2 separate regions of the Homo sapiens genome follow, and region 2 is linked to region 1. A link is an interaction called in ENCODE POLR2A ChIA-PET data of the cell type or tissue named here. Cell type or tissue: MCF 10A. All regions are shown on one strand. Links, peaks and the distances in the headings refer to the core of each region. The heading gives the core; the rest is flanking DNA.

Region 1 (9,220 bases), core at 363-8,362:
CCTGGGACCTGAAAGGCACTTAACCTCACCCAGACTGCCGCTAAAGAACAATGAACTTAGGAGTCTTCGCTGTGGTCCTCTTAAGTTTGTAAGAGACTGTAATAAGTCTCTTACTCTCTCCGGGCCTCAGTTTCCTCATCTATAAATTGAAGAATCTAGACCAGATAAGAGGTCTCCAGCCTGGCTTGACTAGTGGAGGACCCCTTTTACCATGTATACTCTTGCCAACACCTTGGAAGTATTTTATCATGCAATAATTTGTGTATGATGTGTAATAGAGAAGGGATTGTTAAATAAAACTTATTTTAGATCCATGTATAACTTTAAAACAGTAATACCGGCTGGGCACTTTGGCTCACACCTGTAATCCCAGCACTTTGGGAGGCCAAGGCAGGTGAATCACTTGAGGCCAGGAGTTTGAGACCAGCCTGACCAACATGGCGAAACCTCCTGTGGGTTGCAGTGAGCTGAGATCACACTACTGCACTTCAGCCTGGGCGACAGAGAGAGACCCTGTCTCAGTAAATACATAAATACAGCAGTAATATCTATATTATTAAAAGACTAGTTTCAACCTTTTCACATTTTCCAAGTAATGCAAAATGTTTAATTATGTAAGGGGAAAGCATGCTTTGTTAACAAATATCTTTTAAAATAACATATATCTGGTATTGGGACAAATGTATATTAAAATGTATGAAACTTAATGACTCATTGTAGCATCAAAAATAGACAAAAACTGCTTTCCTAAATGAATGTTTGGAATTCATGCCTTTTGCATTTTTTTTAAAAAACTGGTTTATTTTTATTACTTTCATTTTTTGTGTCTAAATGATGAGATAAAACAGAAGGGTTCAGACTGCTGTATGCAAGTGACATTCTGCAAATAGCATGATGTGGGTATGGCTGGTCTTCATTTCTAATAATGAGAGGCCAAATCAGATCTAATGGTCACTATATTTTCTCTATGACTTTGGTTTCAGATATACAAGAGACACCGTGATGAGCCATATAAACAGTTTGATGGGCTGAATGCAATTTGTAGGTCTAGTGAATGAAAATCGTCTTGGTTCAAAATTGTAGAATTCTCATTTTATGGTCCTCATTTACTTTATTCCAGCAAATGTTTTATATTTTCTATTTTTAGCCAGCATTTCATTATGGGTATATATTAAGCAGCATATGACTTTTAAAAATATTGCTGTAGAGTAGGCAAAGCCCACATGAGAAGCCACCCAAGCAGCTGTCACATGAACGCATATCTGGTGTTCAAGGAATGAATGCTTCATGTACCGGTGAGCACGCATTCAGAGGCTTCCAAAGTGATTCCATTTTAATGGGTAGCGGGGGATCTTAAAGGATTATTTTAATTGTTATTTTTCCAAATGGAAATGTAAAAGATGCCACTGCCACGTGCAACACTGTGGACCTTCCTGAATGCCTTTCAGAACCCCCTCCATTTGTCAGTGTCTGAGGTCCCCTCCTGTCCTGATAGTCCATGATGCTCACCAGCATCCCCGGGGAAAATGACCCCTTATTTTCCCTTAGGAGGAGAAAGAGGTGTAGGTCTCAAGGCCCATGCTCTAGGGAGGTGTGCTGCAGATTTGAACCAATTACACAGAGAGTGGAACATATGATAATTTGAGGGATCCCATCAAATTGCCTGGATTGACACCGAAATGAAGAAGTGGTGAGAGCCTGTCAGATGAGAAAAATTTTAAAGATTGGTAATGTCCAGTGTTGATGAGAGTGTGGGGAAATGGATAGTCTTTAGTTGGTTTTGTTTTTAAGATAGTTTATCAGAATCTGTCAGTGTTTTAAATGCATGTATCTTTTGATCCAGCAGTTTCTATAAGATTCTCTCTTACAGATATACCCATACTTGTGGACAAATATACCATATTTCATCAAATCTAAAACACTCTAAATTGTAAAATGTGCTATTATTTTATGTACCATTAAGAAAACAAAACCTACCGTTTTAACTATGACACAGTCCTTTCATATCACTTAGAATTGCGTCTTATACTCATTAAGATCACTCCTAGCTGGGCGTGGTGAGTCACACCTGTAATTCCAGCACTTTGGGAGGCCGAGGTGGGCAGATCACGAGGTCAGGAGATCGAGACCATCCTGCCTAACATGGTGAAACCCCGTCTCTACTAAAAATACAAAAAATTAGCCAGGCGTGGTGGTGGGTGCCTATAATCCCAGCTACTTGGGAGGCTGAGGCAGGAGAATGGTGTGAACCCGGGAGGCGGAGGTTGCAGTGAGCCGAGATCACGCCACTGCACTCCAGCCTGGGCGACAGAGCGAGACTCCATCTCAAAAAAAAAAAAAAAAAAAAAAAAAAAAAAAAAAAAAAAAAAAAAACGATCCTATGGATGACTCGATGTATTTTTAATCATATGTTCCTCTGGAGAGCCATTGCTTTCTGCTCACCTTTTCAGCCTCATAGTTTCTGTCACTGACAAACACTTCAAGGAGGACAGCAGCTCAGGGTGCTGAGCCCCCCTGAATGCACTTCTCTTCTCCATGAAATTTTGGCCCCTTAGCCCTTAGGCTGCCTTGGTGGCTCATTGTTGCATTCAGACAGATTGGGGGTAGGGTGGGGTATTTACAGAATTTCTAGCTACTAGCAGTGGGAAGGTTAGTTTCATGGAAGCTGATGCATCTGTAGATAATGTGACCACATAATTTATCCTCCAAACAGGGACATTTCTGAGAGTCAAAAGGAGCACTGTTAATAATACTGGACCAACAAGCATGAATTGTGCCGTCCCGGACAATTTGGAACATATGGTCACCCTAATCCTAGCTCCCTTTTGTGTTACCATAAATATATAAACCATAATTAGGGAAAACTCCTTGTTAAACGTCTCTATAAGAACATGGATGGGGTGTGTACCAGTCCATTTCGTACTGCTCTACTCCAAATTCGCCCTTCTTGGCCCTGCTTTGTGATCTTGGAGCTGGACCCTGAAAGTATTTGTCTTGTCAGCTGGTGCCACTGTTAGGTCTTGTCAGTAGAAAGTGCTAGAAGAACACTAGAAGGGACTTCTCTTCCTAGCTCAGTGCTTTTCTTCTGGCTCCTACAGCACAGCTGCCAGTGGGCGGCTTCCCGGTGAGATTTTGCCAGCACCCGACAGAGTTTCCTGCTTGCCATCCTCAGCCTGCAGCACCTCAGCAAACTCCTCCACCATCCGCAGGCCCCGGAGCCACCCTCACCAGTGAACTCTGAATCTCAGCCTTGGAGGGGAGGGAGAGTTTGTTGCTTCCTTGGGTTCCCTATGTCAGCCCTAGAGGTAGTGGCTGCTCCCTTTGTTATTCCTGAATTATCTAGAGTTCCATTTACCCTTCTTCGTAATGAATCCTCCTTTACTAGTTAATAATTTTTTACATTAAATTTTCCCTATTCAAACTACTGGTGTGTCTGAATCCTGACTGATAGGATGCATTAATTATTTCTTTTCACTTGTTGGAGAACAACAGCCTTCAAAGAACATGGAGAACATGGTGGTTGGTGGGTAAAAATAATACACTTACATAGTACTTATCATGTGCTACGCACCAACTCCAAGAACTTGACACCCTATGAAGCAATTTCATCCTCACAGCAACCCCATGAAGCAAGTAGCATTCTCATTTCCTTTCACCAATGAGGAACGTGCAGCACAGTGAGGTCGTGCAGTTTACCAAAACAAGTGGTAAAGCTAAGATTCAAATACAGATTGTGCAACTGAAGATCCATGCCCTCAAACTGTATGGAGTAGATGGCTCATTTTGCAACTTGGAGAACAGTGAGCATGCCTGGCCTTGACAACTCTGTGCCTCTCAGGGTCACCCCCAAGAGAGGCTCTTGTCAGGCTCACAGAAGCCTGTGTATTGGTGGCCAAAGCATTCCAACTTGAAACATGGGAAAGAAAGACCAGTTAGAATTCTGACCCCTAGAGAGGTGAAAACCATGACCCAGGCATGCTGGGCGCCTCTGTGCCTAGATTCCCCTCTGCTGAGGAATGGGGAGGGTTCCTCTGTCAATCCTGGCAAGGGATGGACCCAAACCTATGGGACCAGATAGAGGTCTCGGAGGCCACAGCACAGATGATGACTTTCCTGTGAGAGGACAAAGGAAGAGTTTCAACAGAGCCCGCCAGGGAGCTCTAGGGTTTCAGTAACACTCAAGGTGTTCCTTAGGTCAAAATTTTTGGGTGAGTGGGAAAGCCCACCTTGTGGGGAAGAAGAAAGACAAGAAACTGGAGTAAAACAATCTACATCCATGTTTCTGCTCAACCAACTGGTTGAGTGACTTCAATAGTTGTCCATTGATCATATATACCACAGTTGGCTGAGCCATTCTCCTATTGATGGACATCCTAGGCTCTTTCCTATGTGGGGCTTTTACAAGCTTCTAGGAGCATATGTGTACAAGTATTTTTATTTTTATTTCTCTTGGATAAATACAGAAATGGAATTGCTGGGTTGTAAGGTATGTTTCTGTATAGTTTCTTTGTTTTTAGCATTTTTATTGTGGCAAATTACACATAACATAAAATTTACCATTTTAACTGTTTTTAAATTGTACAATCCAGTGGCATTTAGTACATTATGACGCCCGGCTAATTTTTTTATATCTCCTGACCTCAAGTGATTTGCCCGCTTCAGCCTCCTAAAGTGCTGGGATTACAGGCGTGAGCCACCACACCTGGCTATTTTTTTCTTTTTATAGTGGTAAAATATACAGAACATAAAATTTACCATTTTAACCCTTTTTAAGTGTGTGATTCAGTGGCATTAAATACATTTACGTTGTTGTACAACCATCTCCACTATTCATCTCCGCAACTTTTTTCTCATCTCAACTGAAACCCCATACCCATTAAACAATAACTCTCCATTACCTCCTCCCCCGAGCCCAGTAACCACTATTTTACCTTCTATCTCTACAAATTTGACTATTCTGAGTATTCATAAAAGTGGAATCATACAATATTTGTCCTTTGTGCATGGTTTGTTTCACTTAGCGTAATATTTTTAAGGCTTATTTATGTTGTAACATCTATCAAAACTTCATTTCTTCTTAAGGCTGAATAATATTTCATTATATGTGATACTACGTTTGGTTTATACATTCATCTGTCAATAGACGCTGGGTTGTTTTCATCTTTTAGTTATTGTGACTAATGTTACTACTAACATCGGTGTACAAATATCTGTTTGAGTCCCTGCTTTCAGTTCTCTTGGGTGTATCTCTAAAAGTGGAATTCCTGGAAGATACAGTTAATTCTATGTTCAATTTTTTTGATAAGCCACCATACAGTTTTCCACAGCAGCTGTGCCATTTTTACATTCTCACTAAAAATACACAAGAGTTCCACATCTTCACCAACACTTGCCATTTTATGTTTTGGTTTGTTGTGGTTGCTGTTGTTTTTATAATAGCCATCCTAATGAAATGAAGCACTATCTCACTGTAGTTTTGATTTGCGCATCCCTAATCATTAGTGATGTGAGCATCTTTTTATGGGTTTATCAGCCATTTATATATCTCCTTTGGAGGAATGTCTGTCAAGTCCTTTGCCTATTTTTTAAATTCTGTTGCTTGTTTTTTTTGTTGTTGAGTTTGGGGAGTTGTTTTATATTCTGGCTATTAACCCGTTATCAGATACATGGTTTGCAAATATTTTCTCCCATTTTGTAGCTTGCCTTTTCACTCTCTTGATAGTGTCCTTTGATGCACAAAAGTTTTTAATTTTGATAAAGGTCCTATGTTTGGTGGTTGTTTGGGGCTTTGTTTTTGAGACAGGGTCTATCTCTGTTGCCCAGATTGGAGTGCAATGATGCCATCATAGCCCACTGCAACCTCAGACTCCCGGGCTCATGCAATCCTCCTGCCTGAGCCTCCCCAGTAGATGGGACTATAGGCACACGCCACCACTGTCTGCGAACTTTTTTTTTTAAATTAGAAATGAGGTCTTGCCATGTTTCCCAGGCTTGTCGTGAACTACTGGCCTCAAGGGATTTTCCCACCTCAGCCTCCCAAAACACTGGGATTACGGACATGAGCCCCAGAACCCGACCCCTATGTTTAGTTTTATAAGAAACTATGGAACTCTTTTTTTTCAAATTAGTTGTGCCACCTTATACTCCCACCAGTAATGTTGAGAGTTCCAGTTGCTTGACATCCTCACCAATGCTTCATATTGTCAGTCTTTAATTTTAGCCATTCTACCGGGTGTGTAATAGTATCTCATTGTATATTTAATTTGCATGTTAATTTGCATTTATACAATGCAAATTAATTTGCATATATTTAATTTGAGCATGTCATTAATTGCTCAACTAATGATGTTAAGCAATATTTTGTGTGTGCTTATTGGTCATCTGTGTATCTTTATAAAATGGTTGCTCAAACCTTTTGCCCATTGTTTTGTTGTTTTTTGTTTGTCTTCTTTTTTGTTTTTGGGTTTTGGTCTTTTTTTTTAATTAAGTTGTAGGAGTGGCTAAATGCCTCGGGTAAGTCATTGATTTTCTGTTTCTTTATCTGTAGGTAGCAAGTATGAATTCCTCCATGACATCTGGGCTACAAGAAATGCCAAGCTTGGCCACTGCTCACAGTACCCGGGACTCATAAGAATCCATGCATGCCTTCTCCCATCTAAGACATGCGGGATCCATGCCAGGAAGAATGAGGCACATGCCAGAGGATATGGGGGCTGGGAGGAGGGCACTAACCCAGAGTGATTTGAAATGAGGTAGCATTCAATGGCCCCTGGCAAAAAAGAGAAAGAAGACGAGGGAGCTGAAAAATGTCTTCATGGAGAAAGGAGGGAGGGAAGACAGGGAGGGAGGGGTGGTCCAACTGGCCCTGGAGCAGGGGAAAATGGAAATGTAGCAGATATATAAGCTAAACTGAAATCTCAGCACAGAGCTGGCCTATGAATTTCTCCCAGAGGGACCTTCTGCCTGTGGGGTAAAAGGGAGCATAAACTTCCAGTTCTGTTTGCAGAGAGCCCTGAGGAACTGACACTGACCACAGCCAGATGAGAGGCCTTCTCCTCAGCTGCCAAATTCTGCTCTGCACTGCCCAACAGTGTCTTAGCTAGGGTAGCTGGCTCCATCCCAGGGCCAACAGCCAATTTCGATTACATTAAGGAGGCAGTGTATTGGGGGACCAACAAGTTTTATTGTTTGATACCCTGATCTTAGAACCTAACCCTCCCAGAGGTGCAAATCACAACCATAAACAAATGTATCGTAATAGAGAATTAAGCTTATAAAGATACATCAGTCAGGGGACAGAAACTATACCAATTATTTAACAGAGACAATGTAATACAGAGAACTGTTAACTAGGTTTATGGTTATTAACTAGATAACTGAAAAGTCAAAAAAACAAATCTGCAGTATCACTTAAGTTAGTAACTGCAAGAAGCAGCTACCCACTCGGGCTGAGAGAACAAAGGAAGAAGTTGAACCACTAAAGCTTAGAAGTTGGAGGAAGAGCCCTCTGCATAATTGAAACTCAGACTTCTGAGGAAAGGCTCCAGCATCTGCACTGGCATCTCTGCTGTGGTCACTTTAAAGCTGGTTCTGCAGGTATTGGGAAAACCACAGGGTGGGTTTGGAAACTGCTAAGGGAGCCAGGGCTTAGTGGCTCACGCCTGTAATCCCAACACTTTGAGAAGCCAAGGTGGGAAGATCGCTTGAGCCAAGGACTTTGAGAGCAGCTTGGGCAGCATATCGAGGACCTATCTCTACAAAAAATTTAAAAATGAATCCAGTGTGGTGATGCGCACCTGTAGTCCCAGCTGCTTGGGAGGCTGAGGCAGGAGGATCACTTGAGCTCAGGAGTTCAGGGTTGCAGTGAGCTGTCATCACACCACTGCACTCCAGCCTGGAGCAACAGAGTGAGACAGCTCCAGAGTGAGACCCCCGTCCCTACCACTACTACTGCTAATAATAATAATAGTGCCAAGCTTGTGAAACCGGGTCCAAATGGAAAGTGATAAGTACTCAACTATCTCCCTCAGTGGGTGTGAATAAGGACACTTCCAGCCTCATCCCTTGGCCACTCAAGGAACCAGCCTCGGGATGAAGCTAATGCTATGGGTAGCAGATGGGAGGGATGGAAAGAACCAGGGTCCATGATGGCGATGCTGAGTCACGGGCTCACTCTCCTCTGGGTATCCAGTTGTGTAAGCCTTCTGTCTTTCTGTTGATTACAGCATTGTTTAACTAAGGCCTCTGCTACTTTGCAGCCACAAGCATCTTGATAGATTAGGAAAGCAAAAAAGAGGATAAAAAAGAAACCAGGAAAAGGGATGTGTGGTAGATGAAATAATCCTTCTTGGTTCTTTTCAAAAATCTCCTGTCCTGATCCCCGGAATCTGAGTATGTCACCTTACAAAACAAAAGGGGATGTTGCAGATGTGATTAAGTAGTTCGATGAAGAGATTATCCTGGATTATCTGGGTAGGCCCAATGTAATCACAAGGATTAGTTACAGAGGAAATGTGACAACAAAAAAAGAGAATGAAATGATGTGTTTTAATGAAGAAGGAAGGCACCCTGTGAGCCAAGGAATGCAGGTGGCTTCTAGAAGGTGGAAAAGGCAAGAGAACAGATTTTCTTCTAGAGTTCTCAGAAATAATGCAGCTCTGACAATACCTTGATTTAGCCTATAAGACCCATTCAGACTTCTGACCTTCAAAACTATAAGACAATACATTTGTGTTGTTTTAAGGCACTAAGTTTGTGATTTTTTTCAATTTATTTTATTTTATTTTTTCGTAAAGACAGCATCTGGCTATATAGCCCAGGCTGGTCTCAAATTCCAGGCCTCAAGCCATCCTTCCTCCCTGGCCTCCCGAAGTGCTGGGATTATAGGTTTGAGCCACCATGCTGGGCCTGTGGTAATTTATTATAGCAGCTATAGGAAACTCACACAACATGGTAGTTACAAAACCAAAAGAAGATGCTACGAATAAGTACAAATGTAGCAATAATTAAATAGATATGAAAGAGTTGAATCCAATGACTACTAAACACGTAACTAACAGATTGGATTTTTTTTAAACTCCAGGTAGGTGCCCTTCATGAAAGATATATCTAAAACAAAATGATGCAGGGAAACCATATACCTGTTGTCTCAGTTATCTACTGCAGTATAACAAACCACCCTCAAAACTTAATGACTTAGTGCCGGGCACGTGGCTCATGC
Region 2 (9,220 bases), core at 591-8,590, 110 kb before region 1:
AAGAAGCAATGCTGGCGATGCGTGCTCAGACCCAGCACAGGATGAGATGATCTGGGAACTGGAATGTCAGGAATGACTTCACTAAGAGATCAGAGGTGGTCTGAGAGCGGGTGACCAGAACAAGCCTGCCAGGCACAGAGAACAGCATGTGCAAAGGAGTAAGGGAGAGCCTAGTAGGTCTGGGACATGCCAGCAGTTCACTAGGCCTGGATAGAAAGTTTGAGCATGGGGAGAGGCCAGAGAAGGGGCTGGAGAAGGGATGGGCCCAGGTCACAGGGAGCAAAGTCCACTGGCCCAAGAAGCCAGGGCTTCATAGGGTCAGCAGTAGGGAGCCTGCCAGGGCTTTAAAGAGAGGAAAGACATGAGCAGCTTAGCATTTTAGAAAGTTCATTCGACTGAAAATGTGCAGAAAGCACAAACTAAAGCACAGACACAAAACAAGTTCAGAGGATGTGGCTGTCACCCAGGTGAGCAGTGATAGCTTGGACTTGGGGCCGGGGGGATGGAGATGAGGGGACAGTTGTAAGAAATATTTAGGAGGGAGTGAGAGAGGCTTGTGATGAACCAGCATGGGGGGGACAAGGGCCGGGCTGTTGTTAAGGATGAATACCAGGATTGTGGACAGCTTGGCTGAGTGAAGGGTGGCAGCAGGAATCCAGGGAGAGGCTGGTGTATTGGCCTTGGCCATGTACCTGGCTGGCTGTTAGGGATGTGGGTCTGGAGAGGGAGGTGCTGGCCTGGTGCTCTGGAGTAGTTTGAACCCAGATTTCAATGCTGCCTGGGGAGAGGAAGAGGCTGGGAGATGGAGTGGAGTGAGCAGAGTGGACAGTGCCCTTCCCTTTCTACTAAGCCAAACCTTAGCATGCTTCAAGATCCACTCACCCCTTCCCAACCCACACCTATGTGGGAGAGCATTCAACAAAGACTGTCGGGAAGAGGGGAACTTGCGTCAAGGAGGGCAGTAGATTAGGATGGTGGATGGCCTTGGATGTGGGGAGCAAGGGTGCAGAGGCAGGATTGCAGGCGGGAGACACATTTAAGAACTTAAGGGTCCTCCCTAGTTTGGGCCCAGTGTCAGCTCCATGGCCCACTGGGAGTCCTGGGAGCAATGACTGGATGCTTGGAATGACTCTTCCTTCTGGGGATGAACTCCAGTCTACTCCAGCACAGTGACCAGATGCTACAGGGGCATTCCCAACCCCCACAGAAGCTGTTATCCCAGGCACTGCCCAGTCCAACCCAGGGAGCCAGCATCTCCAGTCTCTTGTTTCTTTCCACAGCGGGGCCTCCAGGGGCTGAGTGCTGAGGCAGCAGGAGTAGGACAAGTCCAGAACAAGGAACCCCAAGCTGGGCGTCTTTTCCCACTCCCTTTCCTTTCCTTGGTGTTGAAGGTCGAATTTCACCTCCCTTCTCATTTCTCTCTTTGCATTTTGTAGGACACACACCACCTCATCCAGCCACAGTGGCCACAGTCCTCAGGTATCTGTCATCAGCTCTCAGCCCTTCTTTCTGAGGCACGCAAGAGTGGGCAGAAGCCCTTGGGACCCCCCTTTGCCTCCAAACCCCAGTGCATTCCCAGCTTTTTCTTGGTCTCCACACTCCAGTCCAAGCCTCTGTCCTGTCCCCAGAATTCCCTGAAGAAGGTCCAGGGAGAGGGCTGTGAGTTCTCTATAAGACCAGCAGATGCAGCTGGTTGATTGCCCTTGACTCTGCTGGTGGCGGGGACATTGCTGGTGACCAGCTGCTGGTGTTCCACTCTATCCCACGGGCTTGGCCCAGCCAGCCTCAGATACCAGCAGATGGCCCCATCCCCTCTGGGATGCCCTGCCCCATTCATCTGGCCCCCATTTCTGTTTCTGATATTCTGTCCCCCTTATCTCCCTTCTCAGACTGGACAGCCCCTGTGTACCTGGGATGCGGAGAGTGACCCAAGCCTCAATCCTGGCCAGTGAGACTGCCCATCGAGGTGGAAATCATCGTCTTAATTACCAAGGCTCCCTGGCCACCGGAGGAGACACGCAACACACAGCCTGCCTAATGCGCCAGCAGCCGAGTTGGGGAGGTCCCTGGGAAAAAGGCCTATGCTCCCCCAGCCATTCTCAGGGCCTAGAATGTTCTTTAGCACGAGAGAAGTGAAGGCTCAGGGGTCCAGTGGGGAGGGCCGGGTACCAGCCCAGAAGTAGGTCTAGCCAGGGAGGTGGAGTCCCCAAGAAACACCCTCAGGAGCCTGCTGAGTCACAATCATCCCTCACAGCACGAATGTCTCGCCTGCTCCCTGCACGCAGCTCACCTGGGACTCTCCTTCTGCCGGCAGGGTGAGGGGCCTTTGAAAGGCCTAAACCAGAAAGGCTGGAGGGGCTGAAGGCAGGAGCCAGCTGGCCCCAATCCTGTTCTCTCTGGAGCCCCTCAGTCCTTAGCCCAGCCCCCAGGTGTGTCTTGTCTCCTTCTTAGAGGCTCCAACGGCCAGAGCTCCCCACTCCCAACCTACCATCTTGTCCCAGAGATGGAAGACAACATGGGAGCGGCCCCTCACAGCCAGAGTACCTTCAAGACCATGTGGCACCACCAGACTGAAACCCAGGTCCGGTGGGCTCTGCCATCCCCATGCCAAGCAGAGGGAAGGAGGGGGTGGGAGGACAGAAGAAGGAGTGGGCGGGGTGAGTCTGTGGTGGTTTGGATTGAGATGAGCTGGACTTACGTGTGTGACAGCTTTTCCTCTGGTCCCAACCTTATACCTTTGGTTTTCCTGCTCTGGGCCACTGTAAAATGAGGATTGGGCATGAGATATGTGGTTTTCAAATGCTCCTCCCAGAGCCCTGGCACTCTATGGCGGAGAATCAGAGCCATTGCAGCTCTGGTCTTAGCGTTATACACCGACCATCACCCCTAAGGTTTCATTTGCAGAACCAGCCCACAGCCGAAGAACCTTTGGTCACCTCTGGGCAAGGTGACACCTGTGTCCTTCCTGGCCTGAACCTTCCAGAAATGGACAGCGCCATGTCTGCTGCTGGGGGAGAGGGGACAGACCCAGAAGGAGGAGCCAAAGGAACTTACTTTTTTTTTTTTTTTAAGACGGAGTTTTGCTCTTGTTGCTGAGGCTGGAGTGCAATGCCGTGATCTCGGCTCACTGCAAACTCCGCCTCCCAGGTTCAAGCGATTCTCCTGCCGCAAACTCCGCCTCCCAGGTTCAAGCGATTCTCCTGCCTCAGCCTCCTGAGTAGCTGGAATTACAGGCATGTGCCACCACACCTGGCTAATTTTGTATTTTTAGTAGAGACGGGGTTTCTCCATGTTGGTCAGGCTGGTCTCGAACTCCTGACCTCAGGTGATCCACCCACCTTGGCCTCCCAAAGTGCTGGGATTACAGGCGTGAGCCACTGTGCCTGGCAGGAACTTACTTTTTAAAACTTAGATTGAGTCCAAATACATATGTCCGAGACATGAAAGGATGAAACTGGCTATGGGACACGGGCTCAGAATGAGGAGACCCAGAGGAAAATGTGCACCCATGTTCACTGCTACATGCCTATGTGCACACATGTACACCGGCGCACACATGCACATGCACACACACACAGCTGCCCCTCACAGCCCTGTCTACATGGAAGGCACCAAGAGGCATTTCCATGCTTCTCCCTCTGAGCCCCAACCCACTCCCACTTACCACCTCTCTGGACTCCTCAAGTTGACCTAGCAGAGCTCTGTCAGGAGATGAGGAAAATGTCTCTGTTTTTCAAATATTTGGATCTTGCTAAAGACCAACACATTTTTTTAAGTGTGTATAATTTTAGGGCAATTTGATCCATATGTTTCTGATTCTCTTGCACTTAAATCATCAAAATATTGATTTTTAAGAGCCATTTGATGTCGAAGGAACCTTTTTAATAAGCTTTTAAAGCTCTTTAAACCCAGAGCCTGGAGCCAGGGCCAGAGCTCAGGCTGTCCGCTGGCCAGTCGCACCCTCCCCTCCCCTGGGTCAGGATTACTTGGAGCTGAGTCTCACTTCCCCTCTTCCTGGCCTCCCTGCCTCCCCAAGAACTACCCAGGGGTGCTGACAGAGGGGCCCAACCCCTTCTGTTCACAGACTTCTCTCATGCTTCTTCAAAGCATGCCTAAGACACAAACCAAGAGGAGCAGTCATGATCTTTACTTCTTAAAGGCTGCATAAAATTTAGTTGCATAAATGTGACATAATGTATTTAACCAACGCCTGTTGACGGATGTTTAGGTCATTTCCCGTGGTACACCTTTATGCACATTTCTGATTGTTTCGTTTGGATCCATTTCCAAAAGTAAAAATACTGCGTCAAAAAGTAGGCACAATTTATGTCTCTGCACTCATAAGTTGCCACGTTATTTTCTAAAAGAGTCCACCAATTCATACTTTCACAGTCTCCTCCCCACCTCCCCACTCCCACCCCACACTCTTGAGTGGAATTCTCGTTATTCCTATCCAAATGGTGCCATTCCATCTGCACATGTGGAAGCTCTCTAGCACAGCAGTTAAGAGGAGGCTCTGGAACAGAGAGCTTGGGTTTGAATTCCAGTTCTGCTGTTTCCTAATTGGGAAAGTTGCTTTTTCTGTCCTTGCCTCTGTTTTCTCATCTATAATTTGGGGGATAATAATGGCACCTACCACGTAAGTTTATTGTGAGGATTTAATGTGATCATCGATACAAACTTAAACTACTTGGAAAAGCGCCTGATGCACGGTTTGTGTTCAGTAAATGATAGCTAGTATTGTTATCCTTTATGCTTTTTTTTCCAACCTAGGATACTCTCTCTCTTTCCTTCCCTTCTGTCTGACCAACTGCCGCTCACACGTCAGGTGTCTGTTCGGATGCCCCGCCCTTGTTAGCGTTCCCACAACACCCACCCCTTTGATACACTGGCAACGCGTGCCATTACTCATCTTTACACTTAGTGTCTATCTTTCCTGCCACGCTGTCAGCTCCAAGAGGGCAGATTTGGGGTTTATCGAATTCCCAGAGCCTACTACCGTGCCTCACATGCTGCAGACACCCCATAATTATGTGTTGAATTGAGCAGAACTGAATCGAATGAACTGTGTCAGCTAGGGGTCACTTTTGACCCATAATTTCCAAAAATTCTATTCACCCACAAAGGACAGAGATTTGCATCTTGAGGATAATCAAAAGAATGTGTTGAGGTTCAAAAGGTGAGTCCCCAAGATGAGTCCACAAATGTTTAAGGAGATGGCAGCATCACTGGTGGCACCTCTGTGGCCAGTGTGGGTGGATGACCCTGTTCTGCAGGGAAAGTCCTGCTGACACCAACCATGAGCAAGGCCAGTCCCGTGAGCGAAAGCCTACCTCATTATTCATCTTCGATTTGTTCTTTCACTTTCAGATACTTTTTCCTTGTCTTTCCAACAGAGAAAGGACTGTGCCTCTTCCTTTTGTGGCCCTGTGCTAGACACCGTGCTGGGTATTTGCCAAATGAGGCATGAACGGTGCTCCTCCTTCTCGTGACGTGTAAGTCTTGGAGAACAGCCACAATTCTGCGGATGATTAGGAAGTGCCTTCCTGTCACACTCACTGCTCCACACTGGAGAAGCTCATCACTGCACACCCCGCCTCACAGGGCAGTCTGGAGATTGCTGCTGTTGCGATTCATGGCCCTTGGGTTCCCCAGAAGCTCACTAGAGCCTGGACATCCCAGAGGAAGGCCTCAAGCTCCAGACAGGGTCTGAATTCCAGGAGACGAGGCAGAGAGAGCCCCTCATTTCTCTCCTTTAGCCCCCAGTGACTCCGTCCCATACTCACAGGGGAGCCCAGTTCTGCCCAAAAAGTCCCATTTCAATTCGAATGAATTCAACTCAATCTCAACGATACTAGCATTGTGCAAGCCAGAGCTGGGGAGCTGGGCACACAGACACATGAAATAGGCTGTTATCAAGGTACAGGGTAAGAAGTGTTCTTAGGGAATTACAGTGACCCCTACCCCAGCAAACACCAATTTCTCGTGCTTTCATCTCCTATGCCACTTTCTGTCCATAGGGTTCATTATGGAAGAGACTATGTACTGTTCACTATCACAAGTTCATTGTTCATGGGGGTGAGTGTGCATGTGTGTTTCTGTGTGTGTTTTCATGTATGCATACGTGTGTGTGTGTGTGTGTATGTGTGTGTGTGTTTAGGATTTAAGTTCCTGGAGGGCAAAGATCATATGGTGAGTTTCCCTGACTCTTCCACAGATCTTACACAAGGCTAGGCATAAAGCTGCTCTTCAATAAACACATCAATTAATGAACGAATGAACACTGAACCCTAAACTCCCCCGTTCAGGCTGAGATCTGGGAAGAGGGTGAGCCTGGGCGTCAGGGGTGGTGCATTTGAAATGTGGTGGGTCCTAGGGGACATGAGAAGGTCTTGCTCTCTCTCTCTCTGGTCCTCAGTGTCAATCACTGTGCAGCAAAGGAGTCGAATTAGATGATCTCTAGGGTTCGCTCAGGCTCTGGAAACACTCTGTCTCCCTCCCGAAACTTGGTCTGTTCCCAATTGCCCTCCCTACTCAGCCCCTCCAGATGCAGTGCTCATGAGACTCACAAAGGCCCCCAATCTAGCTGGGGGAGGACCTTTTGTTCCCCTGCCTCATGGGGCTCAGGGCTATTTTGTCAAAATTCTCCAGGAAAAGAGAAAAAGAGCCGAGGCTTTCGTTAAAGCCCAGTGGGCAGGTCTCTCTGAGGACAGGGATTAAGTTTGTCTCTGTTGATCTCCCCTCCAGTCAACGCTGCTGTCTGGGAACCAGCTTCGGATTTTCTAGGGTTTATCCTCCCTCATATGTTTCCATTACCTTTGCATTACCCTTGCACCATTTTTAGCATTCCCTTTGGAGTACCTTTGCAAAGTAGAATAGATCTCAAAAGAACAAAGCAAATTTTGGTCCAGGCTCGTTCTAAATGAATTCCTTCTTCCTTCAACAATCCCATCTTAGGAAAGAATAGAGACCCTCCTGACTCCCAGGCCTGGGCATTTCTGCCAGACCCTCCCACCAGACCTAAAAGACCATCGCTACTGGAGAGGAAGGGGGGACAGTCTTGAAGGGCCCCAGCTTCCCTTCATCACAGCCCAGGACAATTTCAGGCTCTGATGGAGCTGATGGTGATGGGTTTGTGGATTGACCTTTTAGAGGATTATCTGGATTTGGAAGGGTCACTTAAGGGTCAGTAAGTCTGGGAGGACCAAGCCTAATTCCAAAGACAAGAGGTGGGCAGAAGGGTCTCTGTCTCCCAGTGACCCTTTCTTTCTTGGAACTGTTTGTCTACCCAGGGAAAGAGGTCTATGCCTCAGAAGGTTCTTACTCCGCACCTCAAGCAATCTGCTTTGGGCTATGAGTTTTCATTTCTACTGGGAATATGAGGTTTTTGTAGACAGTAGATGATGCTTTTGAGTAATCTGTGTGGTTTTTAAAATGCAGGTTAAAATCCTAATGTTCTGAAATGGGAGAAACACTGATAAGTTAAAAATAACTCTTTGGAGGCCGGGCGCAGTGGCTCACACCTGTAATCCCAGCACTTCGGGACGCCAGGGCGGGCAGATCACGAGGTCAGGAGATCGAGAACATCCTGGCTAACACAGTGAAACCCCATCTCTACTAAAAATACAAAAACTTAGCTGGGCATGGTGGCGGGCACCTGTAGTCCCAGCTACTTGGGAGGCTGAGGCAGGAGAATGGCGTAAACCCGGGAGGTGGAGGTTGCGATGAGCTGAGATTGCTCCACTGTGCCCCAGCCTGGGCGACAGCGAGACTCCATCTCAAAAATAAATAAATAAAAATAAAAATAACTCTTTGGGGTTCATAACCAGTTAGAGATTTTAGGTTGTTGATTGATTAGGGGAATGTTGATAACAAGATTGGCCTATTGTATGAATCTCTTACAGTATTTGGCTGTATCTGCTTCTAACAGGGCAGAGTGTAGGATCAGAGATGATATTCCTAGATATTTGCATAAGTCTGTTACAACTCATAAGGAGAGAGCTGATGAATTCCCAAAGGTGTTGATTTTACTGTCACCAAGATTGAGGGCAGGACTTTGGACCCAGGAAATTCAAGTGCTTTAGAAAGTTGGCTAACTTTAACTTGAGAATTCTATTTATCCTTTCTGTTTTGTCTGAAGATGGGGAGGCGGTATAGACAGAGGAAATTTTGAGTAAACATGAATATCTTGCAGAGCTCTTTAATGACCATCTCAGTAAAATAAAGATACTTATCCCTGGATCAGTAGATTGGGACTTCCCTAGTAGGAAATACAAAGTTTAATGGCTTTGTTTTTTATGCTCTTCAACAAAGAAAGGCTTCAACACATTTGAAAATAAACAGGCAAACAAAAACAGAAACTAGAGAACATGTTCATATTTCATCACAGAGGATAATTGTATAAAATTCATTTGGAGGTTCCCAAATGGGCCTTGAGGTCTTGATTCTCATCCATGCCCCACCTTTACTGTTTTGCCAAAATTTTGTTGCTTGTAGGTGAGGTGCCCTAGACAGGGCTCAGAAAACTATAGGCCACAGGCCAATTCTGAGCCGTAGTGTTTTTCTGTAAATAAAGTTTTGTTGGAACGCAGCCATGCCCATCTGTTTATGTACCGTCTATTGCTGCTTTTACACCATAACGGCAGAGTTCAATAGTTTGCTACAGAGATCATATGCCGCCAAACGCCTAAAGTGTTGACTAAACTCGCCCTTTACAGAAAAGGTTTATCAACCTCGGGTATAAGATATCTCTAAGATGGACAATTTTGGTCATATTACAAGTTCCTTAATGTGGCCACTGTGATTCCCGACTGTTCTCAGGGGAGTTGTGCTGTTTTGTAGGATATGCTCGAGAATTTGTGTTACAATGAGACTCGTTCAATGTGGGCATCCAGACTGTGGAGGGGTGGACTTGGACTGAGATGACCCCATGCAAGTTGGTAACAGCCAAGTGTGTTTCTTCTGTACCTCCTGTCTTGGGCTCCCAACAAGAGAGGTTGGCTACCTTCACCTGCTGTTCTCAGCAAAATGAGTTTTTGGAGATTCTGTCTCCCAAATTAACTCTCAGGAAAACAAAGTCAGGATGAAGGGAAAATAGAGTTTGTAACATTTTCAGATGGTGACCCAAGGTAAAGCTCATCTTCTGAAGGCCACCAGCCTAGCAAGACCTGAAACTTGTCATCCTTGGGGCTGGTTTGGGCCATGGACTTATTGATACTCA

Evidence for each region. Peaks named below come from ENCODE experiments on the same cell type or tissue, not always from the same donor. Only the 100,000 strongest peaks of a DNase experiment are listed, where the experiment ranks them.
Region 2: POLR2A ChIA-PET joins it to region 1 with 5 read pairs; 3 of 35 experiments call an interaction of 5 or more read pairs at or near these places.

What each region holds. Positions count from the first base shown.
Region 1 is chr2:42,799,026-42,808,245 of GRCh38, reverse strand. No RefSeq gene overlaps it. Among named protein-coding and RNA genes, the nearest start is that of TRI-TAT2-1, 6.9 kb to the left of the region's middle. In MCF 10A, for the core only: no CTCF peak of the experiment used is centred there; a DNase peak (open chromatin) is centred at 3,665.
Region 2 is chr2:42,913,893-42,923,112 of GRCh38, reverse strand. LOC105374568 (a long non-coding RNA gene) reads left to right here. Exons shown (of 3, transcript XR_940014.3): 1 at 1-467; 2 at 1,437-1,479; 3 at 1,890-6,273. Among named protein-coding and RNA genes, the nearest start is that of TRI-TAT2-1, 110 kb to the right of the region's middle. In MCF 10A, for the core only: no CTCF peak of the experiment used is centred there; a DNase peak (open chromatin) is centred at 5,472.